Regions from separate parts of the Mus musculus genome. Here regions 2 and 3 are each linked to region 1. A link is a loop called in an ENCODE intact Hi-C map of the cell type or tissue named here. Cell type or tissue: left cerebral cortex. All regions are shown on one strand. Each heading gives the region's core, and the rest is flanking DNA. Links, peaks and the distances in the headings are about the cores only.

Region 1 (10,372 bases), core at 841-8,840:
TGTACACACACACAGCCTCAGCTACAAAGTAAGACCTTGTCTTAAAAACAAAATAAGAAAACCCTACTCTGTTGGGTCAGCAAGATGGCTCAGCAGGTAAAGGTGCTTACCACCAAGCCCTGTAGCCTGAATTCAATTCCCAGAACCCCCTGGTGGAAGGAAAGAACTCCTGAAAGTTGTCCTCTGCCCTCCACACACGTGCAGTGGTGTGGACATATGCATGCTCATATATAAAACCTAATTCTATTTTTATGGAGCTTTGAAGAACTCATTTCAGTATATTCAAACCTTCTTCCCTGTTCCCTTCTTTCAATTCCTTTTCCTCACTACGAACAGCTTGACTGGGAGAAGCGTCCTAAGGATGAACAATGACAACAAAGGGAGCACAGAACATACATGGCTCTGGTGGGCCCACTGCTGGCACAGCCCAGAGTGAGGGGACATCACCGCATTTAGGCCTCAGCAAGGCAGGACAGCAGCGTGCAAACTGATAACAAGGCTTCATCTAGGCCTGGCTGGGGCAGTGCGCTCAGCATCTGCGTGCACGCGCTGGCTGGCTGCCTGCAGTCCCTAGGGCTCTCGGGGGTGCCCTGCTCCATGCTTAGCTCCATAAGCCCTTACTATTGTTACACACCTCAAGCAATGCTTCCCCACTATGGGTTCTTAATCCTCTTTAAAGCGATATATTTATGCCTCAGTAGGTCAGCGGTATTTATAGGGCAGGTTATGGGCAGCTGGCCCACTTGAAAACCCAACCGATTTGAGGTTTCTCGGTCAGAGACTACAAGTTGTGTTTCATTCATAGAATTCTCCCTTCCTCCTGGATACTGAAGATTGAACCCAGGACCCTCACACAGGCTAGGAAGAGCTCACTACCAAGTTAAGCCTCTCTCTCTCTCTCTCTCTCTCTCTCTCTCTCTCTCTCTCTCTCTCTCTCTCTCTCTCCAAAAGTTTCACTTAGGCCTCCAACATATACTTTTCTGTGCGTGCCTCCTAAGTGGCTGGGATTATCGACCTACATACAATTCTCTTCTTCTTACAATTACTTAAAAAATTTTTTTTATTTATGTATCTGAGTACACACTGTAATTGTGCAGATAGTTGTGAGCCTTCAAATGGTTGTTGGGAATTGAATTTAGGACTTCTACTCTCTCCAGTCAACCCCACTTGCTTCGGGGGTGGAGGGTTGTATAGCCCACAGGGAGGAGACAGCTTCAGTGAAGGCCAACCTGGCCAAGTGAGGATTACATAGAGAAAGAGAGACAGAGAGGACTGAGCCCCAGGGGAGAAGCACCCGGAGTGCTGAGCCTGCATCAGAAGAAGGAAATGAGCCAGATGACAAAGGAGAAGCACACGGAGCGACAGGTTGCAAGCACAATGGGTTGGGGGATCACTGGATTGATGGAATTAGTGTAAGTGAGTGAAGAAGAGGAGGCACGAGACAGACAGTCGAAGGAGCATGGGGGAGCCCCATGCTTTCACACTGCAGGGTGTTTGGGAGCCCTGCGGGCCTTTCTGGAACAGTGCTAGGCTCCACCGGAGCTTCCTGAGCCAGCTTACTGGGAGTGGACGCCTGAGAAGTTCCATGAGTAACAAATTCCCAGAGATGGCTGCTGTTGGGACCATGGGTGAATGGGGGAGGTGGCCACGCTCTTTAGAGCTAAGTGGGTAGAGGGCAGAAAGGTGGCTCAGTAGGCAAAAGGGCTGGTTGGCACAAACCTGGTGTTCTGAGCTCAGGCTGGCTGCAGTGGTATGTATCTGCTTTCCCGGCACTAGGAGATGGGAAGACAGGAGAGTCTTCTAGAAATTTGCAGGGATAGGAAACAGAACAGCAGAAATAAGAGAGACCCTAAGTCAACGAGGTAAAGGGAGCAGACAACTCCTGCAAATGCCCTCTGACCTCTACGTGCACACGCTGTGTACATGTGTGCCTGTACTCACACAGACCCAAAAGAATTAGCTAAGCAAACAAAAAACAACCGAGGAAGCCAAGGGCCCATGAGTTGGCATGGGCAGGGCCAGTCATTCACTTGGCAGTCATGGGAATGCTGCCTGAGTCAGGGACATCCCTGTTGAAGGACAGAGAGGGAAAAAAGTAAAACAGCAAGGCATGGCTTCAAAGGGACAGACATTTACATTCTTCCTCATTTTTACTTAGGTGTGTGTGTTTGATGGTATGTATATCAGGTGCCTGCAGAAGCCAGAAGAGGCATTGGAGCCCCCTGAAACTGGAATCACAGGCAGTTAGTTGTAAACTGTTCAGTGTGGTTAATGGGAACCCAACTCAGTCTCTTCAGAAGAGTAGAAAGGACTCTTAACTACTGAGCCATCTTCTCCAGCCTTGGGGCAGGTGGTTTGAGGAGGGACAGGGGCCATTGCAGACAACAGTGGGGCACAAGGAAAGCACCAGCCCAAACCTCAGGCCCAGAGAAATGTGGGACATGGGAGAAAACGTGTCTAGTCCTGGAAAGGATGACAGTGGAGGTAGAGGCCTTACCTGGAGACTAATGGTGAGATTCAAAGGAATCAGGGTGTCAGGTGACAAAGATCACTGAGCCATGAGGTCAGGCCAATTCCACAATGAGCATCCATCCCAAGGACAGGCTCACAAGTGTGCACTACTTCACACGGCTTAAAAACCAACATAGGTTCTAATGGGCTGGAGGTATTGCTCAGTGGTTAGGAGCTTGTTCTGCTCTTGTAGAGGACCTGAGTTCCGATATGAGCACACATGTTAGGTGGTTCACAACTGCCTGTGACTCCAGCTCCAAGAGATCTACCGCCCTCTTCTGGCCTCAGTGGGCACTGCACTCTCATGAGCACAACCCTCACCATACACACACACATACATTTTTAAAATAATAAAAACACATTTTTAAAAAAAATAAAATAAGCACAAATGTTGGAGAGATGGCTCAATAATTAAAAAAACACTTGTTCTTGCAGAGTACCCAGATTCAGTTTCCAGCACCCACATGGTGACTCACAATGAATTAACTCCAGTCTGGGGGACCTGACAACCTCTTCTGGCCTCTATGAGCACTGCACACATGTGATGCTACACACACACACACACACACACACACACACACACACTTCTTTACATAAAATAAAAATAAGATCTAGCCAAGCATGGTAGGAAACACCTTTAATCCCAGCACCCAGCATTTGAGAGTTAGAGACGACAGGTAGATCTCTGTGAGTTCAAGGCCTTTCTGGTCTACATAGTGAATTCAAGGCTAGCCAGAACTGCAACGTGAGAACCTGTCTCAAAAAATGAAATCTAAAAGATAGCATAAATATCTACTTTGGTTGTTTTTGTTATTGATGCGGTGGGAGTGGGAGTGTCCCCCTGTGTCAACAGGGCAACCCAGAGTGGTTTTGAACTCGAGACCCTTCTGCTTCTCCAGTGCTGGGATTATAGTCATGAGCAATGAATATGTACTTGATTCAGCATGTAATAACTATGTGCTTGGTCAACCTAGTGAATGTGTAACCGCTGCTTAAAGCAAGGTCATGTGGCCTTTAGTATCAGAGCCCTTGCAGACACTGTGGACCACTCTCCTGGGTCCTGCCCGCGGGTTAGTGCTCAGGAGTGGATGGGAGCAATCACGGAGAGAAGGGCTGGAGAGACGCATCTGTCCTTCAAGATTCAGGCATGGTCTGTAAGGGAGCTGCAGACACTGGTGGACCAAGAGCCCTGCCCCCACCCCACCCCATCCCCCAGGCTCTTACCCTCATAGCCTGCCTCTCACTGGACCTGTGGAGGGGCGAGGCAGAGGAAGCTTAGCTTTCTGGAGGTCAGACCTCCCCAGGAATCTCCTAATGGTCTTTACACCGCTAAGCTGCCCGGGGTCTGCCCCTCCCTTCTGGAGGTCCCTTCACAACCAATCAAGTTCAGTTTCCCCGAGACAGTGAAAGGGCTGCTCAGACCAAGGAGAGAGGAGCCTAAGGTCAGCGGAGGACTTGGAGGAGGTAGCGGGCCTGGCTGAGTCTCTTTCTAAAAGCCGGGATGGGGCAGCAGCTGAGCTGGGAAGAGGCGGAGGCGGCCGGGGAGATGGATGTGGCGGAGTTGCAGGAGTGGTACAAGAAGTTTGTCGTGGAGTGTCCCAGTGGGACGCTCTTCATGCACGAGTTCAAGCGCTTCTTCAAGGTCACGGGCAATGAGGAGGCCAGCCAGTATGTAGAGAGCATGTTCCGAGCCTTCGACAAGAATGGGGTAAGGAACCCAGCAGGGGAGGACCTGTGACCCACCCGTTCAGTGAGACTACAGTTCCGCTCAGCTGCCCTCCTCTCCATCCCTCCTGCCCCCACCCTCCCCGCCGCCCTCCATCATTCGTCCCTCCCTTCTTCTTACTGGCTCCTCACATCTTCCTGAGGGCCGAAGGTCACTGGCACACAGTCTGGGTTTTCTCTGGGCTTTTTAGGCCAAGGCTTTGCAGCAAAAGGACATGCTTTTACAAACCCGATAGAACCTCTGCTGCTCTCAGTACAAGGGAGAGAGAGATCCCAAAGCTCTCTTATCTCAGATCAAGAGCACCTTGCCAGGATCCTTCAGATGGCGGCTGCTCCGTTCTTCCCTCTGGGGGATGCTGGCAGGGGCTTCACTTGCCTGGGAGGAGAGTGGATAGTTGCAAAAGCACTTTCAAGTTTTTAAAAAATATATATGGAAGGGATAGCTGACAGTGTGTGTGTGTGTGTGTGTGTGTGTGTGTGTGTGTGTGTGTGTGTGTGTGTGTGTCTGTGAAGTTGTATAGGTACCCATGGAGGCCAGAAGGGGGCATCAGATACATCAGAGCTAGTTACACATATTTTCAAGCTACCCAATGTAGGGTGGGTGGGTTCCAAACACCAGTCCTCAGATAGACCAGTAAGTACTCTTAATTAACTACTGAGCCTTCTCCTCCATGCTTTAAGTCATGGGGAATTGCACAAATCAAATGCCTTCCAGTGGCACCGGCAGCCAAAAGGCACTGAATTACTTAATGCACAGATAATAATTGTGTGTGTGTGTGTGTGTGAGAGAGAGAGAGAGAGAGAGAGAGAGAGAGAGAGAGAGAGAGAGAGCATGCATCCTTCACGAATGGAGGGGTACACTTGTATGCATACGGAGACCAGAGATTGACCTCAGGTGTCAGTCCCTAGGGCGCAGCCAGCCTGTTTCTGTGACACCATCTCATTACCTAGAGCTCCAACCCCCTCCTGTGTCTATTCTCTCAGCACAGAGACAAACAGTAAGTAGGTGCCACTACAGACAGTGTTTGCAATGATTTTAAATCATATATAGGTGTGTGCATGTGCATGCAGTGCCTGAGGGGACCACAAGAGGGCAGTGTGGTTCCCATGAAACTGGGGTTTACAGGTGGTTATGAACTGCCCGCAGAGGTGCTGAGAAGAGAATTAAGCACCTGCCCTAACTGCTAAGCCTCCAGCCCTGCACCCCGCACCCCCACACCCAGCCTTTGATGTAGGAGCTAGGGAAGGAACTCAGGTCTTCACACTGGCATGGCCAGCGTCTAGTGGACGGAGCCACCTCCCCATTCCTAACTCATGGCAATGCCTTTGAGAAGCCCAGGTCCCTGTTCTCAGCGTCTCTCACTGTCTTCCCAAGTAGCTTGCTTCTCTCTTAATCCTAGGGCGTAAAATCTGTATTCAAATCTCTTAGACTTGAGCTTTGCTTCAGAGAAGTATTTTAATTCAGGGGCTGACGGCATGGCTGAGTGGTTAAGAGCACTTGCTGCCAGCACTCACATGATAGCTCATGACCATCTGTAATCCAGTTCCAGGGCATTCAGAGCCCACTTCTGACCTCCACAGGTACCAGGCACTCTTGTGGTACACATGTGTGCCGGCAAAACAGTTGCACACATAAAATAAAAAAATTAAAAAAAAAAAGAATTATATGGGAAAAAGGGCCTCATTTAAGAGTTTGTCTGGGCCAGTGTCCTGCAGTCCTTTTTATGGTATTGTGTTATGTTGAATTTTTCCCCTTCCCTTTCTCCCTCTTGCTCTGGGCCCATTCACGCCAGCCCCATAAGTTCTTTATTTGTTTCTCATTACGGATGGTTGTGATCCACCATGTGGTTGCTGGGATTTGAACTCATGACCTCCGGAAGAGCAGTCAGTGCTCTTAACCACTGAGCCATTTCAGCAGCCCGATTATTAGTATTAGTATTAGAATTAGAATTAGTATTATTTGAGACAGGGTTTTCCTATCTAGTCCTGGCTAACCTGGAACTCACCATGTAGACCAGGCTGACTTTGAACTCAGAGTTCCACCTGCCTCAGCCTCCTGAGTACTGGGATTAAATACAGGGAACACCACACCTGATGCCCCTGAGGCAGTATATAAATTGCTCTCTGAATTGAGGGGATACATGGGTAATTTGAAGAGACCGTGAGGACGGTGACCCTTGGTGGAGAAGAGCTTGTGCCACACCGACTCAGTGTGAATGCCACTTGATGGAGGGATCAGCCATGTCAGTGGGACCCCAGTCATGAGACACAGGGCACAGAGCCAACTCCAAACCTCCCAGATCCACCCCCTCCTCTTCTCCTCAAAGCTGTAGGAGCCTCACGAGGGAGTGGTGTCATCGATTTTTGTCTAAATTAAATTAAATGACGAGAAAACTGGGGTCATCTGGGTGTGACCCACAATGCTGTACAGCCTCTGGACAGCGTAGCTAGTGTGAGCCCAGCGCAGACAGACCCTGCTTCATCCAATCCAAGAAAGGAAGCCGATTCGCCCGAGTCAGATGTTCACGCCTGCATCTTTTTTTTCTTTTCTTTAATGTACATGGGTGTTTTACTTGCCTGTATGTAAGTCTGAAGATGTCAGATCCCTGCAACAGGAGCTACAGACAGTTGTGAGGTGCCCTGTGGGTGCTGGGAATTGAGCCTAGGTTCTCTGCAAGAGCCAGTGCTCTTACCGCTGAGTCATCTCCCCAGCCCATGTTTGTTTTGAGACAGGGTCTTAAGTCTGACCTAAAACTTGAGATTGCCCCTGCCTCCATCTATCTCCACCTCCACTCTTCCTTGCAATACCCTTCCTGACAGTAGCCTAGGAATGGGGGCGGGGAGGTTGTTTTTGTTTTTTGTTTTTGTTTTTGTTTTAAGAAGATGGGGGCTGGAGAGATGGCTCAAGATTCAGTGGACCCAGGTTTGAATACCAGCAACAACAAGGTGGCTCCCATCCATTCCAGTTTCAGGTGATCCAGTGCCCTCTTCTGACCTCTGTGGGCACCAGGCAGGTGCTGCTCCAAGAAGGAGTGATGTCAGAATGTGCCTCGCAAAGCTGGGGTCATTGTGGAAACTTAATTACGTTGAGAGAGGATACTCTAAGAATATATAATTAGGCCAGATAAGATATTATAAGAAACTCTGGACGAATGATGAACAGATCTCCAGTCCTGGTGGCTTGCCATCTCAGCTACTTGGAAGGGTGAGGTAGAGAGTGAGCAGGGCTCCAGGGGTGGGAACAGTGTGTCCAAAGACACAAAGGTCCCCAGGTATTGCAGGGAAAGGGAACACTTGAGTCTGGGGGACACAGTGTCAATAAGGTTCAACCCGCACTCTGGGGAGGTAAGGCTGGGAATAGGGGTGGGGGGCTCACAGCAAACACACTCAATGCAGGACAACACCATTGACTTCCTGGAGTATGTGGCAGCCCTGAACCTCGTGCTGAGGGGCAGCCTGGAACACAAGCTCAAGTGGACCTTCAAGATCTATGACAAGGACCGAAATGGCTGCATCGACCGCCTGGAACTCCTGGACATTGTGGAGGTCAGTGTCTGTCTGTGGGCTGCCACCCCATCCCATCTACCTCTCATTCCTGGGGTTATGCTTGAAGGTGGCCTGCTCAACAGGGAGCCACCTGGCACTGGCTTGGGAATCACTCATGGTGTGTTATCTATGGGTGTCAAGAAGGCCCAGCTAGCAGAGCAGTGGTGGGGCAAGCCTTTAATCCCAGCACTTGGAAGGCAGAGGCAGAGGGATCTCTGTGAGTTCAAGGTCACCCTGATCTACAAAGCAAGTTCCAGGACAGCCAGAGATGTTACACGGAGAAACCAGTCTCAAAAAACCAAAACCAGCTGGGCGTGGTGGCTCACGCCTTTAATCCCAGCACTCGGGAGGCAGAGGCAGGCGGATTTCTGAGTTCGAGGCCAGCCTGGTCTACAGAGTGAGTTCCAGGACAGCCAGGGCTACACAGAAAAACCCTGTCTTGAAAAACAAAAACAAAATAAAACAGAAAACAACAACAACAATAATAATAAGCATTAATTTGAGAGATGAAACTAAGAAAACCAATCGCCTAAGCAGCCACCTATGGGAATGATTAAAAGAGTAGATTAAACCCAAGGAAATAAAAAACAAGAAACCAAGAAGGTAGAAAGGAAAGCTGGCTGTGAGTGGCCTTGAAGATCACCGGTCAAACCCAGGGTGTCCTCTACAAGGAGCTGCAGGCCAGCCTTTACCTCCAGAGTGAGACTCTGACACACGTGGGAAGCAAACAAGTGCTGGAGAGAACAATTGTGGGTCAAAATTCTCACTGCTGTGGCGGCAGTGTTTGAAGGAAGAAGTTTGAGCAGGCAGGCGGGTTTGGCCCAGTTGCGTTTCACTCTTGCCTTCTCTTGCCCATCACCATGGGCAGATGGGATGAGGCAGCCAGGAAGCAGCCAGGCCAAGCCACACCCATCACAGACACCCACCATCTAGAGACCCTATCTTCTAAGCTTCTACGATCTACCTTCCACGGCCTGCTCAGGTTTTATGTCCGTCAGTGGGTTAAGCCTAAGCCGTTCGTTCCACCCGAACCGTTTTGAGCTAGTTTTGAGCTCTAAAACCCACCTCACCGGCACGGACTGGACATCTAAGCAGCACTCAGTCCAACCAAGCTGACACAAAAGACAGAAAAACTCAAAACTGGTTCTTTTCATGGGATAGAGGGGCATGTGTAGTGTGGATCTGTGGGTTTATTTTTTTAAGCAATCTATGTTCTACTGTTTTATGTGTATCGATAGTTTTCCTGAAGGGGCGATGTGGCACCATGAGTGTGTCGTGCCCTCAGGAGCCAGAGGAGGGGTCAGGTCTCCCAGGACTGGAGTGATGGAGCTGTTAGCCACCATATGGGGCCTAACAATCCAGCCCGGGGCCTCTGGGGAAGCAACCAGTGTTCCTAACCATTGAGTCATCTCTCCACTTTGTAACTGATTCATTCATTAGTGAAGGGTCTCTCATCCTAAAGTCCTTTGATTCCACCAAGTGGACTGGGCCCTCCCACATCCATCATTAGCCAAGAAAATGCCGAATAACTTGCCTACCGGAAGCATTTTCTCAATTGAGGTTCTCCCGCTCTGGTTGACTCTAGCTAGTCAAATGGACCAGCACAGCCAGGTGCTGTGTCACTAAGATGCTCGGCCCAGAGGCCAGTGCTGGGTGGCGGCACTAAGGGACATGGGTCCCTGAGAGTCTGTCAGAGGAACCCAGCTCTTTCTCTCTGGCAGGCGATTTACAAGCTGAAGAAAGCCTGCCGAGCGGAGCTGGATCTGGAACACCAGGGCCAGCTGCTCACGCCCGAGGAGGTGGTGGACAGGATCTTCCTCCTGGTGGACGAGAATGGAGACGGTAAGAGAGATGCAGTCTGCCGGGAAACTGCCCTGTCTGTGCGATATGCCTCCCAAAAGTCCCCCACCCCAACCACCACATCCCTGCTACTGATACACATGTCTGTGAACCGGCTGGAGAAGGATGGCATGAATAGCAAGGGAGCCAAAACGCAGGCGCACACATTTGTAAGAGCACTTCCAAGATTGGCTGGTGAAGGCTGGGCGAGCAAATGAAACTAATCCTCTCATTTTGTTTTATGTTAATGGGCGGGGTTTTTTGTTTTTGTTTTTTATTTGTTTGTTTGTTTGGTTGGTTGGTTTTTTTTTTTGTTTTTTGTTTTGTTTTTTTGTTTTTTTGTTTTTTGGTTTTTTTTGGCCTGCACATATGTCTGAGTAGCAAGTGTGTGCCATGCCCACAGAGGCCAGAAAAGAGTCTCAGATCCCCTAAAACTGGAGTTACAGTTGGGATCCACTATGTGGGTGCTAGGATTTGAACCTGGGTCCTCTGCAAGGGCAGCCAGTACTTTTAACCCTTGAGCCATCTCTTCAGACCCAAATATGTTTTTTAAAAAAGAGAAAAAGTGACCAGAGATGTGCTTCTGTGGATAAAGGCATTGTCACCAAGCCTAATGGCCTGAATGCTCCTTTAGAGAACTGGCAAGCTACATAGAACCCCAGGCTGCAGTCTGGTTTGCAGGAGAGGAGGCCCTCCCCCATAGACCCGTCCTCTGCCTCATGGCCGTCTCTTCCACCCTCCTGTCCTCTGC
Region 2 (10,372 bases), core at 800-8,799, 210 kb after region 1:
TTGCTCTCACCCGTGAGCCATCGCAGGATGGAGCTGCTGTGTTGCGAGGGCACCCGGCACGCGCCCCGGGCCGGGCCCGACCCGCGGCTGCTTGGGGACCAGCGTGTCCTGCAGAGTTTACTCCGCCTGGAGGAGCGCTACGTGCCGCGAGCCTCCTACTTCCAGTGCGTGCAAAAGGAGATCAAGCCGCACATGCGGAAGATGCTGGCATACTGGATGCTGGAGGTAAGGCCCGAACGGGTCCCCTCTCCTCACCCCACCCCCACCCCCGGCTCTGGGACAAATTGAACTTTCCCTGTCGGATCTTTGCGATCCCGACCACAATCTGCAAGATGCTTTGGCGGCCCAGACTACTGGGGCCTGGCCTTTTCACACAGGCGCCCTAAGCAGCTGCCTGCGTTCTGTCCCTTTCCTTTCCCCAATCCTGATCGGCTTCTTCTGTGATTTCCAGTCACTTGGCACTGTAACTAAACTTCACTTTGGGTCGGGAAAGCGGGCTAAGGGCCACTCTTTCCCCAGTGGCTTTCCTCGGTGTCTCCTGCTTCCTTCTTCACCCGGTGCTCTCTGGAGGGCGCGTTTGGAAAACCCTGGCCTCGGCCGCCTTAGCCCCAGAACTGGTTCCTGTGTCTATCGCGGGGTTCTGGCGGGGGAAACTGGTGGGTGGGGGTGGCGCAGGCTCGGTTCCGGTCCACAGGGAAATGAAAAGTGCGGGAGACCGCGGCAGGAGTTCCCTCCCTTCCCCCTGGGAGTGTGTGTGCAGTGGGTGGCGGTAATGAGGGTAAGGTCCCAATTCTCTCTAGGTGACCCTTCCGTCCCCCTTCCGCTCGCCGTGGGGGAGGGGAGTCTGGAATCCTTCGTGAGCATGGGCTTCTCTTTTACACCCCCTACTCCGGGGTGGGGAAGAGACCATGCAGAGGAAGTGGGGGGGTCACCTTGGGGAGGGCACATCCTCCTCGGTTATTGATACTTGTCGCTCTAAGTTTATCCCTTCTCGGTTTATTTTTTGCTTCGCATTCCACTCTCCCTCCACCCCCCACCCCCACTTCTCCACGCTGCCGTGTTTCACTTGGTCCTTCCCTAGCAATGACTCGTGCGCCCTCCCTCAGGTGTGTGAGGAGCAGCGCTGCGAGGAGGATGTCTTCCCTCTGGCTATGAACTACCTGGATCGCTACCTGTCCTGCGTCCCCACCCGAAAGGCGCAATTGCAGCTTCTAGGTACCGTCTGCCTGTTGCTGGCCTCCAAGCTGCGCGAAACCACGCCCCTGACTATTGAGAAGCTTTGCATCTATACGGACCAGGCTGTGGCTCCATGGCAGTTGCGGGTGCGTGCGGAATCCTCCCCCCCCCCCCCCGCCCCTCCACCAAACATACGATCGCCCTATGTACTAGTAAAAGAAAAGCCAAGCTCACTCCCTCACCCACCAACCCTCCCTTCGCCCCTGGCTGGTATTTTGGGACAAAGGCCTTGTAGTGTGGTCGTGGTGCTTCGGTTGCAAGCTTAAAACTAAATGAATCCCTTTCCTCTGGCCGCAGTGGGGTTCCACTCCTAACTCGCCCCCCCCCCCCCCAATAGCAACAAGTCCAATTGCGGGTCTATACACCAGTACTTTGCCTCTGGGTTTACACAGCCACCGTGAGTTATTTATTGGCAGCAGCAGGGCATGTCTGCACACCCCCACCGGAGTGGAATGTGCTTCACGTGGGGGAGGGGGCTGCCTTGCATGAGCCTTTATCCCCGTGTGGACTTTGTGATGGAAAAGCCTCCCGGAGCTGATTAAAGCCAGGCCCTGCTCGCTGGAAGGAAGCGCTGAGGTGTTTTCATCCCTTTCCCTCCTATCCCCGAAGACACCGCTCTTTTCTAAACCCTCCCTTTCTTGTCTTCCTTCTGAAAAACTCGAGCAGCTGCTCTGGGCCCGTGGAAGAGTTTCTCCCTTTGCTGCTCAGCCAAAGGCCAGAGCCGAGACAGACAGGGAGCTGAGCTGCAGCTGCTTCCGATGTGATAATGATGCCGGTCCCCTGGCCCTCCCACTCAGACCAAGGGCTTTCATAACCCTGTGGGGAGCTGCTGTCACTCCTGTGGTTTGGGAAGTGGCTCCTTGGGGCCTCTTGCTGGGAACTTGGGCTGGGCTCCTCCAGGCGGGGCAAAAAAAAAAAAAAAAAAAAAAAAAAATCGGTTGGGTTCTGCCCTGCCCCGGAGGAGTCTAGGGAGGAGGTGGATCTGCTTGGATCTGGAAGGGAGCTTGAACGTCATCTCCCACAGGGTCTGGGGGAGAGGGTGGGTGAGCTGGCACCTCCCTCCACCTTGTTCTGTGGCTGGCCAAGCCTTCTCTGACCCTGAGAGGAGTCTCTGGGCCCCATCTCCTAGGGAGGAGGGCAGCAGGCAGACTCCTGTGATTGGCTGGCTGGGAAGCTAGGGTACTGGGGCCCCTGACTGCTGTGAGTCGGGGAACTGGATTCCTCTTCCTGTCAAGCAGCTCTCACGGATGGGAGGCCTGAGTTGGGAATCCGGGAGGCCCCACAGCTCTTTGTGATGAATCTAGTTTCCAGAGCCAGGGAGCACGATGTTTTTGAGGGATTGAGGCTGGGAGGTAGGAGACTTACTCTTTGTGAAGAGATTAAGGGTGGTCTACATGGCTGTGTGTGAGGGGAGTTTTTCAGAATAGGCAAAGCCCTCCTTCTCCTGCTCGAGGCCCTGAGCTGAGAGTGGCCTGCGGTCAGAGTTGTGAGGGACTCCAAGAACTCCAGCAGTCTAAATCCACACAGCAGAGCAGAGGCCCCAGAAAGGAGGGGAAAATCCGACCAGAGCGCCTTGAAGGCAGGGATGGGTTGCTGCTGCCAGCTCCTCTGATCTTGGGGTAGGGCTGGGGTTTTTCATGTCATCTGGATACAGGGGAGCGTGCCCACCTAGTGAGGACTCCCACACTCCTGGTTGCCATTGGGGTGCCCCTTTAGAGGCTGGATGCTATTTGGTTATTAGGATAGAGCCCAGGGTGCAAGCTTCAAGCTTCCTTGCCTTACTTCTGGCTCTAGTCCAGGCTGTTTCTGTGGGGTTCTGTAAGAAGCCTGGGGCTGACACCTAGGTCATGGGACAAAGAAGAGGGACAGCTGTCACTGGGGGGGTCCTGGAAGATACTGGGTGGGGCTGACATTTCTACCTCAGTGAGGAGTCAAACCCATGAGTTCCTTCCTGAGATAAAACAATGAAGAAATCCTCCTGTGTGCAACTCGGAAGTGCAGCTCGGGCCAGGGCTAGGAACTTCATATGAGTAGACTGAGGTTGGGGCTCCTAGCCTCCTCCTAAGACCTCTGAATGGTTATGTAGGCTTGGACAGGTTTCTCAGGGGTCATCTGGATTCATCCTGTTTGGCTTGGATGCCCTTGTCTGGAGACAGGACCCACCCGTGATGTCCCACAAAGGGGGGTGTGGGTTGGGTTGGGCAACCTCCTCTTTGAGGAACCTTAGGAGTGGCTTCATGCTCATTTTGTTTAAGAGACCTGGATGCGATGTTGGGGAAGAAGAGATTTCCGAAGCCTGTGGAATTTAGAGTTGGTCTGTTTCAACTCACGCCCGCCTCAGACTCATGGGAGGATTAAGAGGGATTAATTCAGGTCGTTCTAGCACCTAGTAACCATCAATAGATGCTTAAGTGTACGGCCCTAGTTCTTCCCTGCCCCAAACCCGTCATCCCGCGGCAGCAGCCCCTGAAGCCAGAGGCAGAACTGTGACCCTTCTGTCAAATTCTCGGCCCCCTCGGCCGACTGCTGACTCCATGTTCCTTCCCTAACCCCCAGGAGTGGGAGGTGCTGGTCCTGGGGAAGCTCAAGTGGGACCTGGCTGCCGTGATTGCGCACGACTTCCTGGCCTTGATTCTGCACCGCCTGTCTCTGCCCAGTGACCGGCAGGCTTTGGTCAAAAAGCATGCCCAGACCTTTTTGGCCCTCTGTGCTACAGGTAAGAGCCAACCTGGGGGAAATTGTGGGGTTTTTTGGGAAGGATACGTAGTAACAGCCAGGAGATGGTTTCAGTACTCAGACCTGTGTACAGTGATCTGGGAATACTGAATAAAAGTTACTTGCCTAAGGTCTTCATAGCAGGGTTTTGGATATTTTGTTGTTCCTGGTGCCAGGTACACCTTGGGTAGATGGAAAGTTTGTTGTTTGCTCATATCTCAGAGGAGGTCGGGCTGTGGTCTGGTGGGTCAGTGATAGGGTGCATTCCTCAGTCAGATTGCCAACACTGTGAGCACACACCAACCAAACCCCCTCCTCCCTAGGATCTACCTTGTCCCCTTGGCTCAGTGTCACCCCATTCACCACTGGGGGTTCCCAGGATGCAGCCTGGTGTGTTGTAAGATGGCTCCCTTTCTTTTCCCAGATTACACCTTTGCGATGTATCCTCCATCCATGATCGCCACAGGCAGCATTGGGGCAGCCGTGCTAGGCCTAGGCGCCTGCTCTATGTCTGCGGATGAGCTCACAGAGTTGCTGGCCGGGATCACAGGCACTGAAGTGGTAAGTCTCAGCCCCTCGCCCCCCTTCACAAAATTAAAAAAAAAAAAAAAAAAAGCTGTTCCTCTGAATCTCCAGCAGAGGGCACCATCCACCCGGGCCCCCAACTATGATTGTACGCCCTTGCCTGCTTCTCTGGCCTTTTATCTCTGGCTCCAGTCTGGAGAGGAGTGGGTGGGGTGAAGGACACTTGGCATGTAGATACCCTTCTCTTGACATCTCTTGACAAGTGCTGTGTCTCGGACAGGGGTGGGGGACTTGGTGTCAGATGGAGGGTTGCTCTCACACCCTTGCCACATCCTCTTGCCAGTTTCTGAGAACTAAAGACCTGATTCCTGGGCTGGGCTGTGGCCTAACCTCCCCAGACTTCCCAGTGCACAGGGGGTGGCCTTTCCACCTGCTTGCTGTCAGTGCTGTGAGGGAGAGAGAGAGGCCCAAGGATGAATGACCTTGTTTTTTTTTTTTTTTCTAGGACTGCCTGCGAGCCTGCCAGGAACAGATCGAAGCTGCCCTCAGGGAGAGCCTCAGGGAAGCTGCTCAGACAGCCCCCAGCCCAGTGCCCAAAGCCCCCCGGGGCTCTAGCAGCCAGGGGCCCAGTCAGACCAGCACTCCCACAGATGTCACAGCCATTCACCTGTAGCTTGAGACAGGCCCTCTCAGGCCACCAAGCAGAGGAGGGGCCCCTGCCACCCCCTCCCTGCCTCTAGAACAATCCATGCTATATCTGAAGCCCGAGGGGGGCTCTCCTTCCCCCTCACAAAGCCCAAGGGGCCAGGTCCTGCCTATCCCCACAGTGTGCACTAAGGGGTTGCATGGTCATGAGGGGCGTCTTCATGGCCAGTCAGCTCCTCTTCCTTCCCACTCAACCAGCTTGGCTGTCCTGGGCCATGATGGTCAGAGAAATACAAACAGGTAAAATCCACACACCAGCATTTCTTTTGAGTCCCTCTTCTGTCCGGGGCTCCAACCTTCTCAGTTGCCAAAACGCCCCAGTACCTTCCAAAGGTGTTGGCCCTTGCAGGCTCCTTCGGGCATCCCGATAGAAGCTTATGAGGAGCTGCCCTAGATGGCCTCTGTGTAATCCGTACTCCAGCTGCTCTTAGAGGGAACAGCCTAGGCTTTGGCCAGAGCAAGAACCCATACACTGTTGCTTTGCTTGCTGCTTAGCTTCTGTGATTGTGGGGTCTTAAGGGTGCCGTGGTCATTTTAATTTATTGCTTTGAATACAACTGTAAGAGGGTACAGTGAGGCCTGTACCCCACAAGTGGTGGTAACCCTGGCGGTTGCTCTTTCCCTCCCTTCTTCCCCTCTGCTACTGCTTTGTGGCCCAGGAGCTGCTACAGCCTGGGATGGGGGTCACGCCTTCCTCTCCTCACCCCTCCACCTCATCTTCATCAGAGCAGGGTTAGGTTGGGATGGATCGATGCCGTGGAGGTGACAGAGCTATCTGGAGAGAGGGCAAGCCCTAGGGTCACAGGTCTTTCCTCGGGCCACAAGGTTTGGGCTGGTGGCCCATTTCTATCATGCTGCCTTAATAAAGATTTCGGAATAAAGGTGGCTCTTGTGATCCCTGGGGTTGTGGGAGCTGGGGGGCACCAGGCAGCTGTCTTAGGCAGAGCACTTTTCCTGGGAAGGGTTAGAAAGGTGCCGCCTAGGCAGCATGGCCTGCTTTCCTTGTGGACGAATTACAGCGCTAAGGAGCAGCCAGCATTACCCAGAGGGCTCATCGGGAGACAGGGCTGGACCCTTACACAGAACCCTAAGATTCATACGACATCAGGCATGGTGCTTCCTTAGCACACTCAGGGCAGACAGAGGAAGAGGGCTAGCCTGTGCTACATAGTGCAGAACTTTGGCTCAGCGACAGCACTGGCTACTCCTGAGAGCCTGGACTCAATTCCCAGCAGTTAACCATTTTAAACTCCAGTCTCAGGGATCTGATGCTGAGGCACAAAGCTCAGAATGTATTAAAAAAACAAAACCGGATGAATGGGGTTAGGGTGTGGCTGGAAGCACTTCCCCTAGCAGGGAGGCAGGCCCTTCCTCAGTGGTGCTGCAAAGGAGCAGCCCTGCATGGGAGAGGAGAGGAGAGGAAGAGGGAGGGAGGAAGGGAGGGAGAGCTTGAGTGAGCTCAGGGAGTAATTTGGTTGGGTTGGGCTAGGTTTGTTCTCTTTGCTTTTCCCTAATGTTTACAAGATGATCTACTGTGTAAGCAAATATGAACTCAACAGACCAAACCTTCTCAGATATACAAACTGGATTGTTATAGACACACGTTTTCAAAAGTGAACGTGATACAGCAAGGTGACTTCAAGTCAGTCAGCTGTGATGCAATGGTCTAAGGGTTTTTGTTGTTGTTTTTGGTGAGGTAGTGTTTCACAGCAGTGGCTGGCCTCAAACTTACAGATCCATGGTTGGCTGCTACTAAAATTTCATACAGATTTTCTCAGGCCATTAAAATAATACAAAGATTGTAAGCCTAGCCCTCAAAAAGTTGAACCATCAGGCAGGTGGGTGGCCAAGTTCAAGGTCAGCCTGGTCTACAGAGTGAGTTCCAGGACAGGCAGGGATACACAGGGAAACCCTGTCTTAAAAAACCAAAACCAAAACCAAAACCAAACCAGACAGTATTCTTTGCTCATTAGTTATGCAGACACAGGAACCTGACCTGGCGTCTCAGCCAGCCTAAAGCTCTGGTTGCTTGATAGCTAGGAAGAAATCCCATTTTTTCCTGATTCTGTTGTGTCACTGTCCCCTAGCAAGGGCCTGCAATATAGTCTTCCCTGACAGTGAACCACTGCCACTTTTCCAACAGACACCTTTCCAACATGGCAGCAGAATCTGGCATCCCTAGAGTCGGCCCTGACTGTACGTCATGGTAGGAGTCAGGGGCGCGTGTGCATACATTTCCTGTGAAGAACAAAGGAAGCAAGAGTCTAGAGACACAACTTTGAAGAATAAGGTGGGGTGAGGTTTCTGTGGGAAGTAAGAACCCGCTCTTCTGAGCTGGGGACAGGGAGGAGCCAGCAGTGACTCCCACCTCTCCCGTGGGTGACAGGGGAGAGAGGCAGGGACCTCCAGGGACCAAAACACAAGAGCTGCGATAAATAAATGCCTGTTTTCTCCGCACCCCAGCGAGCTTACACAGTATCTGGAGAGAGCAGACCTTATACCAACTGCCAGGTGGGTTGTGGGGTCGCTGAACCGAACTGAGGTAACTCCGGTTAGCTTCCAGAAGTGAGCAGGGACCAAAGCCTAAAATGGCAGAGAAAGCCAACCAGATGCAGTCCTCCCTGCCCAGGATTAGGCCACGGCAGCCATAGTAGCCCTTCAGTGTCTTGACCTAGGTCTTTAACTATACCAGCTGGGGTCCTGGGGTGGTCCTGCGCCCCCTGGGCCAACACAGGTGACTGTTCTCATTCCATGGTGACACCACCATCCTCCACGTCTCTGGGGACAGCGCTCTGAAGCTCACGCCTGATCTCAGGGGACAGCTGCGGGTGGGGCTGCAGCCGAAGCAGCTCCAGGAGGGCCTCCTTCTGCTCTGTGGCCAGGTCAGCCTTATAGCGCTGCGCTAGTGTCAGCAGGCACTGGTGCCAGAGGACAGGCAGCTGGCGCTTTTCCGTCCGGAAGGCCAGAAAGTGGAAGACCAGAGCGTCGAGCACGCGGTAGGGCAATGCGTACTTCTTATCCAGCAGCAGGCGCAGGAAGATGCTGTTGGCACCGCTGTATTCCATTTCTGCGATCTTCAGCATGGCCGCACTGGAAGGGAAGGTGGAGTCACAGGAATTAGGCCACACCTATGGGAGTCCTCTTCTTACACTGAGCCTTACTTCAGTGTTCCCAAGGGGGCCACCACAGGCTGCTCACCTGTTGATTACTATGCTCCTGAGAGTTTCTACCATCTCCATCCATCTGCCCCACCCACACCTCTGCCTCTGGCTCGGAGAGCAAGCAATCCCTGTGTTTAACTACAGATCATGTCCAAATGTCTCACGATCCGCACATTTTAGCACACTTTCTTCCTAGATGCCCATTTACACACGCAGTCATTCAATTATACTAGCTACCAGGACCCTGGCCCCTGCTCTTGAAGACCTACTATTCTGTTGGAGTAATCATACACCCACTGACATAAACGGCTAGACTCGAGGTAATCATAGCTCATTCTCCATTCGCACCCTCACGACCAAGTTCCGGCCTCTCTATCACACGGCTCCTCTCTGACCATCCTCCTCCACCTCCCCACCACTACCTGGAGTGCAGCACGGGGATGGAGCACTTGGTGATGATGCTGCCCACGATGATGGCTTCACGGAGGGTACAGGTGCCGGACTCACACAGTGGGATCAGGATTCCTAGGCAGAGTCAGATGCAGTGGCTTTTAGACCGGGGTGAGGGAAATGAGGCGCAGCCCCCAGCAGCCCCAGGCATCAAGGACCCCCAATGATCTGCCAAGTAAGAGCCCCACCCCCTCCTTTCTCCCCTGCTTCTGCTCTACCTTTGAACCAGGCTCCAGGCTTGAACAGGGCCTTCTTGAGCGCCATGTAGAGGTGAAAGTTGAGTCGTTTGTATTCAGCAATGTCATCTCGCACTCGGGGAAGCAGGACAAGGTTGTAGAAGCGCTGAGCCATGCGCTCCTTCAAGTTAGAGGCAAAAATCCTAGCAGGGTAGGAGTTTCCAAGTTACCAGAGAGCCTGACCCTGGCCCTTTAAGAATCATCGCGGATGGTGCATTCGAGAGGTTTTATAGTCAGACACGGGGACAGCGTGTTTTATAGTCAGAGCTGTAGCATGGGAGTGAAAGCTCTTCCCACTGAAGAGTACCACAGGACTTGGTCATGAAAAACCTGGTGAGATGGCTCAGTGGGTAGGAGCACCCGACTGCTCTTCTGAAGGTCAGGAGTTCAAATCCCAGCAACCACATGGTGGCTCACAACCATCTGTAACAAGATCTGACTCCCTCTTCTGGAGTGTCTGAAGACAGCTACAGTGTACTTACATATAAAAAATAATAAATCTTTAAAAAAAAAAAAAGAAAAACGAAAGAGCAGGGGGCTGGAGAGATGGCTCAGCGGTTAAGAGCACGGCCTGCTGTTCCAGAGGCCTTGAGTTCAATCCCCAGCAACCACACAGTGGCTCATAGACATCTATAATGAGATCTGATGTCCTCTTCTGGCCCGTAGGCATATATGTAGACAGAATACTGTATAGATAATAAATAAATCCTAAAATAATAATAATAATAATATATATGTAGACAGAATACTGTATAGATAATAAATAAATCCTAAAATAATAATAATAATAATAATAAAATAAAAACCAATAGACTATAGTTTCCCCTCTAAAAAACTAAAAGCCAAAAACCCATAAGACTGAAAGTGACTGAGTTCAAGGCCAGCCTGGTCTACAGAGTGAGTTCCAGGACAGCCAGGGCTACACAGAGAAACCCTGTCTCAAAAAAAAACAACAATAACAACAACAACAAAAAAAAAAGACTGAAAGTGAGAATATGGAAAATGACATACAAGAAAATGGAATCTAAAGTCAAACTTGAATATGCAGTCACACCTGAAAATAGGTTTAAAAACCCCCAGAAAGAACAAAGTTAAGGGAGCAGCAGGAGCGAGTCCAAGGGAGGCCCATGGGCAACTGAACAGCTCTGGCAGGCAAAGCCCGCACCCCCCACAGCCCACAACCTGGCCCATCAATGATACCTGGTGGCTTGATACATGGCGGCTGCAGTCCAGGCCTCAGGCTCAGTGACATAGAGGATCTGCTCCCAGTTGGACAGTGCAGGGATGACCTTAAAAGCCTTGGGCAGTTTCCCACTGCGGTACTTACATAACACCTGGGGTGAG
Region 3 (10,372 bases), core at 1,107-9,106, 96 kb after region 1:
TCTACTTATTTTTTTTAGACAGGGTTTCTCTGTATAGCCCTGGCTGTCCTGGAACTCACTTTGTAGATCAGGCTGGCCTCGAACTCAGAAATCTGCCTGCCTCTGCCTCCCGAGTGCTGGGATTAAAGGCGTGTGCCACCACTGCCCGGCCTGATAGACCTTTGCCGAAACCCGGGAATGAACTCTACTTTTTAAAAAAGGATTTTTTTTAAACTTTAGGTGTCTGTGTGTGTCTGTGTGTATAATCTCCCATGTGTGTGTCTGCATGTGTAATCTCACATGTGGGTGTGCGTGTCTGTGTGTGTAACCTCACATGTGTGCAGAGGCTCAGAGAGGTCAGAAGACACTGAATCCTCTGGAACTAGATTTGTGAGCCTTGGTTGTAACCTGGGTGCTGGGAAGCTAACACATGTCCTCTGCGAGAGCAGCAAGTTCTCTTAACTGCTGAGCCGTCTCTCTAGCCCTCTCTGTTTTTTAATTCCATATATTTTGTGATTTACTGTTTTTGTTCTAAAGTGCCTTTAAAGCTAGGTGGTGGTGGTGCACACCTTTAGTCCCCAGCACCTGGGAGGCAGAGGCAAGCAGATCTCAGTGAGTTTGAGGCTAGCCTGGTCTACAGAGTGAATTCCTGAATAGCCAGGGTTGTTATACAGAGAAACCCTGCCTCAACCCTGACCAAATAAAGTGTGTTTATTATCTAATAAAAAGCATGAAAATACTTATTATTATTATTATTGAATAACAACAAGCCTGTTTATTAGATATATGTTTCTGAGGCCTTCCTATCGGGACTGCCAGCAGAAAATTGGAACATGGAGTCATGTGACACATGTGCACACAGACCACCATATATACACTCCTGCATACACGCCATCATATATACATGTGCACAGAGAGAGAGAGAGAAGGAAGGAAGGAAGGAAGGAAGGAAGGAAGGAAGGAAGGAAGGAAAGGAAAGGAAAGGAAAGGAAGGAAGGAAGGAAGGTTGGGAAGGAAGGAAGGAAGGAAGGAAAGAAGGAAGGAAAGAGAAAGAAAGAAAGAGAGAGAGAGAGAGGAAGGAAGGAAGGAAGGAAGGAAGGAAGGAAGAAAGAACGAACCAGGAATGCTCTAAGGGGCTTAACTTTTCCCGATATTCTGCTTCTTCCTTCCTGGTTCATTTACATAAACCCAACTAGAAAACTTGCCCACCAAGTGTCCCCTGGTCACTGGGTACAGTGCCACCCACCTGTGTGTGACCCAGCACTTGGGAGCTGGAGGCAGGAGGACAGGAAGTCCTAGGCTAGCTTTGGCTGTACGTGTTCAGAGATGGCGTCTCATCTTCCAGCCCCTGCCTCCCAGGCACTGAGTTTTCAGACCAAGGCTATCCTGTACGTTCAAGGCCAACCTGGGCTACATGAGCCCTTGTCTTGGATAAAAAGAAGCTGCTCCTAAATGAACCCCATGAGAGTGAGGCTGGGAAGAGTGAAAGTCTTGTTTCCTTCTTACCAAGTCCAAACTCGACCTCAGAATAATGTCAGCAGAGTGGTGATAACTAACAGCCCCACGGGGGCTGCCGAGACCACTCGGAGGGTAAGAGTGATAGCTGCTCTTGCAAAGTACCCAGCACCCATGTTACAAAGGGGTCCACGGGGTCTGACATTCTCTCCTGGATTCTGTGGGCCCTACACAACACAGAGCACAGATATATAGATAGACAGGCACGATACCCAAACATAAAATAATAATAATAATAAAGAAACTATTTTTAAAATTAAAATGGGTGGCCCAAACCTTTAACCCCAGCAACACTCGGGAGGCAGAGGCAGGTGGATCCCTGAGTTCGAGGCCAGCCTAATCTTCAGGTTCCAGGACAGCCAGGGTTACACAGAGAAATCCTGTCTCAATAAAGAAATGACAGACAAACAAATACAAATAAAATAAGTGAATGTGCTTGGGGACAGCAGTGAAAGGACCATCACTTTGCTTGATTCTTTTTGTTTTTGTTTGTTTTGTTTTGTTATTTTTGGTTTTTTGAGACAGGGTTTCTCTGTGTAGCCCTGGCTGTCCTGGAACTCACTGTGTAGACCAGGCTGGCCTCGAACTCAGAGCTCCGCCTGCCTCTGCCTCCCGAGTGCTGGGATTAAAGGCGTGCGCCACCACGCCCGTCACTCTGCTTGATTCTTTAGCCATCAGGGAAGGGACAGACCCTGGCTCTGGAGAGGAGGTGGCACAGCCTAGGGAGCAGGGGATCTATCTCACCCTGTGGGAAGGCTGAGTTTCTGAAGTGGCTGTCTTCACACTTGTTTGCACCAGGGTAATTCCTGACCAGAATGACAGGCAGTTGCCTGGCATTCCAGGGAAGGTGAGAACCCTGCGCTCAGGGAACATCCTGGCTCCCTTCTGAATAGGCTGTCCACTAGAGATGCTATCTCAAACATTGCTCTGTGGGAACATTCCCTCATTATCTCATTAAGCACAATACAAAACGCTTCTGAAAACTGCCATTCGCTTATCAGATTGGCAGGAATGCTTGGCTGCAGTGTGGGAAACCAGGTTTTGGGGTTTTGGTTTGGTTTTTTTTTTTTTTTTTTTCTCCTGGAGGAAGGCTATTTGGCAGCAACCACTGTCTCAAGCCACTCAGGTTGCTGGGACAGAGCTCCACCCATGGAGACTCAAACTTTAAAACAACAACCACCACAACCAGGCCCTGAGGTTTTGAAGCCTAAAAACTAGCACTGAGACTAGAGACACTCGTCCATGGAGAGTCCTTGCTGCTCGGTCCAGACCCCAGCACCTCAGATCAAGCAGCTCACGGTGCCTACGACTTTGCTCCAAGGTCACTGATGCCTGCTTCTGGCCTCGGCAGGCACGTGCATGCACACAGATGCTCGAAAGCGCCTGCTCGCGCGCGCGCGCACACCCACACACACACACACACACACACACACACACACACACACGAGTTTGCACGGTGATGATGTCAGCTCCAGGTAGGTGAATACAATGACAGCAGGCCACCGTAGCAGTGTTTGCTGACAAGAGCTCAAGTTCTGTGCATGCCAGGAAATCCATTAGGATAGGCATGTCGGGATGCTCTGCATCCATCCACATAAGCCAATAAGGATGCCGCTTATGTACCCGGAATGACCTCCAAGAAAGAGTGAGGTGTGCACACGTGTTTCAGGGGGAGGGACAGGCGTGTGTAATAAGCCAGGAATGTTGGTATAACCCCTGAAATTCCAACCTTTGGGAGACTAAGACAGGAGGATTTCTGTGAGCTGGAGGCCAGCCTGGACCACATAGTGAACTAAGCAGTACTTTCTAAGCATGCTCAGTTTGGGATCGGTTCAGTAAGAAGCAATAAACTGAGTGTGTGTTGGGGGGAGGGCATTTGTTATAGTCTGCTCTCAGGAGGCCGAGGCAGGCTTGTGTCACTTTGAGGTCAGCCTGGGTTATATAATGAGTTCAGGGCAACACGGGTGACATAGTAAGACTTTGCCTCAACCCACCCAGCCACCCTAAAAAGGAGGAGGAGGACAGGGGAATCTAAGACACATTTTGGGGACGCTTAGGTCAAGGGTATGGGACATGTTTAATTGGCTAGGGTGATGGGCAGGAATGCCTGTGGACATGCTCAGCCTGCACCATAGAGGAAGGTGCATTAATACGGGAGTGTGCTCTCAGGGTGCCAGCCTCCACCCCACCTAGCGACTGACCTCATGCAAGCTGCTTAGCTTCAAAGCCCATTTCCTGCTGTACTAAGAAATGAAGTACCGTACTATAACCCAGGAGGACTGTACTTCACTCCTGGGCTGAGAGCGAGGAGTGAGATTTGGCCTGTTTACAAGCTTTCCCCAGTGCCCTGCATCCTGGGGCCCAGGAGACGGTGTAGTGGGTAAAGGCATTGGCTATCAGAACTGATAACCTGCCTGGCAGTGGTGGCGAACGCCTTTAATCCCAGGACTTGGGAGGCAGAGGCAGGTGGATCTGTGTGAGTTCAAAGCCAGCTTGGTCTACACAGTGAGTTCCAGGACAACCAGGGCTAAGGAGAGAGACCCTTTTACAAAAAAAAAAAAAAAAAAAGCAACAGAACTAAAATACAACAAGGCCATCTTGGGCCAGGTGCAGGCCTACCTCTGTAATCCCTGCACTTAGGAAGTACAGGAGAGTCCTCAGCTCAAAGCCATCATCCATAGCAGCTCTAAGGACAGCAGAATCACAAACAAAACAAAAACTACATTTCTGATCAAAATGCAAACTCCATGGTGAGGCCAGAAAGCTCTCGGGTCTGTTTGCAGCCTCGCCGCCACTGCCATACTTAGTCCGAGCCACTCAGGGTATCCTGTGTCTCTCCCTCCTGCCTAGTCCTTCGTCCTTCCCTCCCTCTCTCCTCCCTCACTTCCTTTGACTTGGTCATCTTGAATGTCCAACGCAATTGTCACCAGCCCCAGACCCAGAAAGAGACTGCCCCCTCCTCTGAGCACTCGACTGCCCTGGGATCAGGCCATGGGAAGACACTGGTTCCTACCAGCAGACCAGCAAACGTTCCCTGGTCTCAGGCCACTGCATGGTGAAGAGGCAGGCACTCGCTCAGTGGGAGTGTGAACTGGCAGATTCAGGACTGGGTGACCTGCTTAGCAGACATGTGCAGCAAAGCAACACACACACACACACATATTAACTGATTGGACACACAAAAGAGCTGGGAGGAGGGGTGCTGTTGACAAAATGGCTCTGTGCTTAAGGAGAGCACTCGTTGCTCTTACAGAGGGGCCAGGATCAGCTCCCAGCACCCTCACGGTGGTTCACAAGCATCTGGAAGTCCAGTTCTCGGGGATCTGATACCCCCTCCTGACCTCTGTGGGTCCTACACACAGGTGGTGCACATATGTGCATACAAGCAAAGCACTCATACATAAAATGAAACAGATGGGTCCTCAAAATGGAAAAGGAACATGCAGAGCTTGCTCTCCCAGAAGATACAAGTTTCATTCCCAGCATCCACATCAGACAGTTTACGAACTGCCTGTAGCTCCAACTCCAGGGGATCTGGCGCCCTCTGCTGGCTTCAGTGGGTACCAGTCTCTCATGCATATACACCTCCACCTAATTCATTCTCTCTCTCTCTCTGTCTGTCTCTCTGTGTCTCTGTCTCTCTGTCTCTGTCCCTCTCTCTCTCTCTGTCTCTCTCTGTCTCTGTCTCTTCTCTCTCTCTCTCCAGAATGTCTCTAAGCAGCCCTTGCTATTCTGGAATTCCCTATGTAGACCAGGCTAGCCTTGAACTCACAGAGATCTGTCTGCCTCTGCCTCCCAAATGATGCCTGGCTAAAACTAAATCTTAAAAAAAAAAAAAAAAAAAAAAAAGACAGGGCCTGGTGATGATGCACATCTCACCTTAAGTCCTAGTAATTGAGAGGCAGAGACAGGCAGATCTCTGAGTTTGAGGCCAACCTGGTCTACAGAGAAAGTTCTATGACATCCAGGGCTACATCAAGAAACTCTGCCTTGAAAAACAAACAAACAACACCCCCCCCCCAAAGCAGAAGGTGTAAAGGCCCCGTCTGTCACCCAACAAGTCACAAGGATGAGCACAGAAAGAACCTCTGTCACAGGACTATAGAGCCTTGAATCAGAAATTCTTTATTGGGCTGGAGAGATGGCTCAGAGGTTAAGAGCACTGACTATTCTTCTGAAGGTCCTAAGTTCAAATCCACATGGTGGCTCACAACCATCTTTAAAGAGATCGGACGCCCTCTTCTGGTGTGTCTGAAGACAGCTACAGTGTACTTAGATATAATAATAAATAAATCTTAAAAAAAAAAAGAAATTCTTTATTATTCGCACAGAGGACACACTAACCACTAGGAGAAAATACTGTTTATACGGTATCTATCCCGCTATAAAAGGGTATATTTACATGTGTGTTTGGTACATAAAACCATACTGACTCATCAGGAGCTTCGGGGAAAGGCCAGAGAGCCTGGGGTGGGAGAGGGAGGTACGTGTTATATCTTCTTCTGTCTTCCAAGTTCTGTGCTGAATTCATACATCATCTGTTCACGAGTCAATAAAATAGCTTCTAACAAAGACGGAACAATGATGTAAGCAAATGGAGAGGACCTAAACCATAAACACCAGGAGGGGAAATTCCTTGCGCTTGTTTCCAGGGCTGGAAGCATCCATGACAAATCTGTACCTGTAGGCTTGGTTCCTCTCCCCAGACTGGCAGCTGGGGCTGTGCACGCTGATGGTCAGAGACTTAAGCACTCGCTTCTGGGTGACCCTGAGCGAAACAGAAGAATGATAAACCTGTCACCAGGAAAACTCAGAGGTGGCAATAAACGACAAGGCTCAGGCTCTTCTTGTTCCTACAAAGACACTGGGAAGAGCCTCCCTGCTCTGCCCTGGGCATGCCTCTGGGCTGGGGATGTCACATGTCACGCAGTGGTAGAGAGTGTGCCCAGCAGGGCACTGGGCCCTGGGGCATTTGGAGAGCCTGGGACCCTCAGGATAAAGGGGTGTGGTTCTTCCTAGCACCACATGGGAAGCCTCATCCACTCCAGCTGCCCTTTCCTGGGATCGTCCTGATTTACTGATGTGGAAGTGACAGAAATGCCCCAACCCACCCCCAGCCTGGTATAATCAGGTTTTACAAGGGCAAGGCCTCCTTACAACTGACTCTACACTGGCTCCACAGAGATGGGACAAGAGCCCCAGGCCCAAGGAGGCCTGGATCTCATGCCTCTCAGGCCAGCTCCAAGCTGCACTCTATTGCCCTCCCTTCCTCTCTCTGCTTACCCTCCCCTCCTCCCTCTGCCTCCCCTCCCCTCCTCCCTCTGCCTCCCCTCCCCTCCTCCCTCTGCTTACCCTCCTCTCCTCCCTCTGCCTACCTTCCCCTCCCCTCCTCCCTCTGCCTCCCCTCCCATCCTCCCTCTGCTTACCCTCCTCTTTCAAAGGCTCACTGGGCCAACCCCACCCACTGAGATCTCAGCAGAGGCCTCAGACCAGCCCCCTTCTTTCTCTTGGTCAGAGGAGGCAGAACAGGTTCCCTCTTGTTTACCCATCTCCCTGGTAACACAGGCCTCCACAGGAGGGTGTCCTCCAGGCTATCAGTAGGTTTCTGTTTCCTGCCTCTTCTTAGGTAGGGTACACTTTGGCTCTCTGGGGCTAGGGCCAGTCCGTCCCCCCCAGTTCCTGAATGGCTAGCTCTAGCTGCTCCACCCCTTCACCCCACCATAAATCCTAACTGGGAAATGCCACCCTCTGTGAGGAGTTGACTGACCTTGTTCCCAGCCCTGCCTATGGTCCTCTGCCTCCACATCTCCCTCTGAACAGCACCCCAAGCCCTTGCTGAACTGAGCCCACTTGACCCTCCCGTGCAAGTCTGCCTACAGTCTGGGGGCACACACGCTCCTGCCTCTGACAGAGAGTATGCTTGTTTGCTGTTCTCTTTCCACAAAGATGGCTGCACTTTGTGCTCTACTCAACTACAACGTTCTTCTTAGGCCATTTTTTTTTTTTAAAGGGCAGCTCCCACAATAATTCCTCCTGCCCTATTTTGTGACAAGTGCTGCCTTTATCTGCCCTGCCAGAACGGCACCAAACTCTGCCCCCACAAAGTGGCTGCTCATATGGCCTATATCAACAGGTCTCAAATCCCCTGTCAGAGATCCTGAAAGAAGCAGGGTGGGTGGAGGACAGGCCATTCGGTTCTCTGGCTGGCCCCTCCCCCAGCCTCTCCTCCCAAGCCCCAGTGCCTGCTTGGCTTCTGTGAAGGCTTTGGCCACTGCCTGCTCCCCAGGTTAGTAGCCCAAGCTTTGCACACTACCTACCCCTTATGGCTCTTAGTTTCCTTGTCCCATCCTTCAATTCTTTTCCTCCAGGTCTCTGATGGCACCACGGGACTGACATACCACGTGTGTTGTGGGCTGTCCACTGCCCCTCCATCCCCTACATACACACACACACACATACACACACACACACACACACACACACACACACACACACACAGACACACACACACACAGACACACTGTGGGCTGACACACACACACACACACACACACACACACACACACACACTGTAAGAGCTGGGGAAGCAGGGACCTAGGTCTACCCTGGTATTTGTCAGTGTCTGTATCCAAATGGTCTCCCTTAGAAAAAGCTCAACTGCTGTTTGAGTGACTGCAGAAGGGAAGGGTGGAATGGGGGACAGGCTGAAGGGCTGGAAGGAGAGGCACAGGACAACCAGGAGCCAAGTGAAGACTTTCTCCCTGCAGGGTAGAAGCCCCTTCTGGCACCCTCTACAGCCTACAACACTTTTAGTTTCATTTTGTGTAGTTTCCCACTAGAGTGAATTCCCTGGAGGTAGGAACTATGTATGTCTTGTTCAGCAGAGTATCATTAGAGTTGGCACCGTGCCAAGCGTTCAGCATACACAAGAGGCTCTGGACCTCTATCTGCTAAATAGCGCACAGGAGGATGAGTGACCTGCAAGACAAAGACCTGTCAGGGGACCTCATTGGCCAGGTTTGCACTGGAGACATTTGGACTAGGGGTGGCCAGTCTCTGGGAGGATCTCCAGTCTTACTGCAGGGCTGAGAATGGTCTACCCTGGCAGGGGATGTGGCTGGGGAAGAGCAGGGAGCCTGCGCATTTGGGTGGGGCAGCATCAGACTGGCAGGGAGGAAGAGTGTGCTGTCTAAACACAAATGAACAAGACCTAGCATGGTCTACGCAGAGGACAAAAACCAGACAACTGGGTACAAATAGTTGGATGCTGAGACCAGCTGGGCAGAAACGTCTGGAGGTGGAGGACCAGAGGAACCATGTCCCTGGCATGAGAGATGGCACTTCCAAGACCCTTCTGGTTGGGTAGGCACATGGGGAAAAAACATCAAAGAAAGACCAAGATGTTGGCCGAGGACATCTACAACAGAAGGCAAAGGAACAAGGTCAAAGAGGAAGCGATAACCTACTGGTCGCACACCAGGAGAGGCTGGCCTGACCCAGGGCCTGAAGAGCACCTGGCAGTGCACCGGTGTCTAGGACTGGCTGCAAAAGTGGCCATGTCACTAGGCGCTTGGCACTGCTCAACAAGATTCCCCTGAGCCCGCCTTAGTGACAGGTTTTAAACTGCCCGCAAGCCTTAGTCTGTTCTTTCTGCAGTGAAAAGCCCCTCATTTTTTACCTAGGCCCAGAGCCATTTAGCTAAAGCCACACACCGTCACTTCCTTTGCAAGAAAGCCACCCCGTGCTTGGTGGCTGGGGTGCGGGGTGTGCAAAACAGCTTCTAGGTCTTGCTCTTATAAGGAAACTCAAAGTTCCATTTGCCTAGGCCTCTTCGCTGCCTGTTCCCTGGAACATGCACCCAGGAGATGGTGGCTTCTACCTCCCATCCTGCGACAATGACCAGAACCCCAGGGGATGGAGGAACTAACATGCAGCGGGGGCCCTGCAACATGATCGTCACTGTGCTAAGCTACACCTTTCATGGAAAGCAGATGTTTCGTTTCCAGGGGTGGGGTGGAAGGATGCCACGTAGGATGCTTTTATGTGGAGTATGTGTGTGCACAGTGTATGTGGAGGGATGGGATGTTTGAGACAAGGTCTATACCCCAGAATGGCCCGCTGGAGCTAAGCATGTACTTCTGACTTAAACCACCCTACCCTGGGGCCATGTCCAATCTCTTCCACTCGTGGGCCAGTCAGTACATGAACGTATGATGGAGTGATTAGAGGGACAGAACCTCCGACCACCGGAAGGCATCTAAGCATCTAAGGGAGACAGCAGAGCTTGGGGCAGAAGGCCTAAGACACCCCCCACCCCCACCCCGTCCTCAGCTGCAGAGCCATAACATTTGCTTTTAATGCTATGTGAGTGTTCGTAATCTGCGATGTGTAAAACAGAACTGTGGCCTCTGAGATGGGTCCTCAGTGGAAGGAGGCTTATTTGGCATCCCCAGGGCCCCGAGTTCACCCCCACACCCCCACACACTCCTGCAAAGGAAGGGGTTGGTGGAGCAGCTGGATTCTCAGCATCCACAGGTGGCAGACTTGTTCTAACTCCAGCTCCAAGGGATCCAGTGCCCTCTTTCGGCCTCCCTCCGAGGAGCCTTCCCTTTGATCCCAGCATTTGGGATGCAGAGGCAGATCATCCAGTAAGGAATACACAGTGAGTCAGTGGGTGGAGGGACACAGATGAGCTAGGACTGACAATGTTAGACTTGGAGCTGGGCCTGAGGACTGGGATCACAGCTGCCTAGGAAGTCCGAGGCAGGAGGACTTCCAGCAGCCTGAGTTACAGAACAAGTTCTACCCTGGCCATTTAAAGAAATGAAACAAAACAACCTAACAACTTGGGGCTGGAGAGATGGCTTAGCACTCACAA

Evidence for each region. Hi-C counts contacts between places; a loop is a spot of excess contacts. Peaks named below come from ENCODE experiments on the same cell type or tissue, not always from the same donor. Only the 100,000 strongest peaks of a DNase experiment are listed, where the experiment ranks them.
Region 2: it touches region 1 in a loop (2.3-fold over the local background); 2 of 42 quality-filtered maps call a loop at or near these places.
Region 3: it touches region 1 in a loop (2.5-fold over the local background); 17 of 42 quality-filtered maps call a loop at or near these places.

The regions. Positions count from the first base shown.
Region 1 is chr17:47,381,478-47,391,849 of GRCm38, forward strand. Guca1b (guanylate cyclase activator 1B) reads left to right here and starts at 3,916. Exons shown (of 4, transcript NM_146079.1): 1 at 3,916-4,219; 2 at 7,633-7,782; 3 at 9,504-9,624. The coding sequence starts at 4,013. In left cerebral cortex, for the core only: CTCF peaks have their summits at 2,798 (motif pointing left) and 5,316 (motif pointing right); a DNase peak (open chromatin) is centred at 5,331.
Region 2 is chr17:47,593,628-47,603,999 of GRCm38, forward strand. Ccnd3 (cyclin D3) reads left to right here. Exons shown (of 5, transcript NM_007632.2): 1 at 1-225; 2 at 1,107-1,322; 3 at 3,793-3,952; 4 at 4,376-4,512; 5 at 4,982-6,062. The coding sequence starts at 28. The coding sequence ends at 5,149. It overlaps Bysl (bystin-like), which reads right to left. Exons shown (of 7, transcript NM_016859.3): 4 at 10,229-10,362; 5 at 9,011-9,171; 6 at 8,765-8,867; 7 at 5,704-8,271. The coding sequence ends at 7,926. Among named protein-coding and RNA genes, the nearest start is that of Ccnd3, 5.3 kb to the left of the region's middle. In left cerebral cortex, for the core only: a CTCF peak has its summit at 4,597 (motif pointing right); DNase peaks (open chromatin) are centred at 1,875 and 4,616; H3K4me3 peaks cover 1,172 bases; H3K27ac peaks cover 259 bases.
Region 3 is chr17:47,477,573-47,487,944 of GRCm38, forward strand. It overlaps a transcript of Taf8 not described here. Among named protein-coding and RNA genes, the nearest start is that of Taf8, 20 kb to the right of the region's middle. In left cerebral cortex, for the core only: a CTCF peak has its summit at 5,035 (motif pointing left); a DNase peak (open chromatin) is centred at 5,023.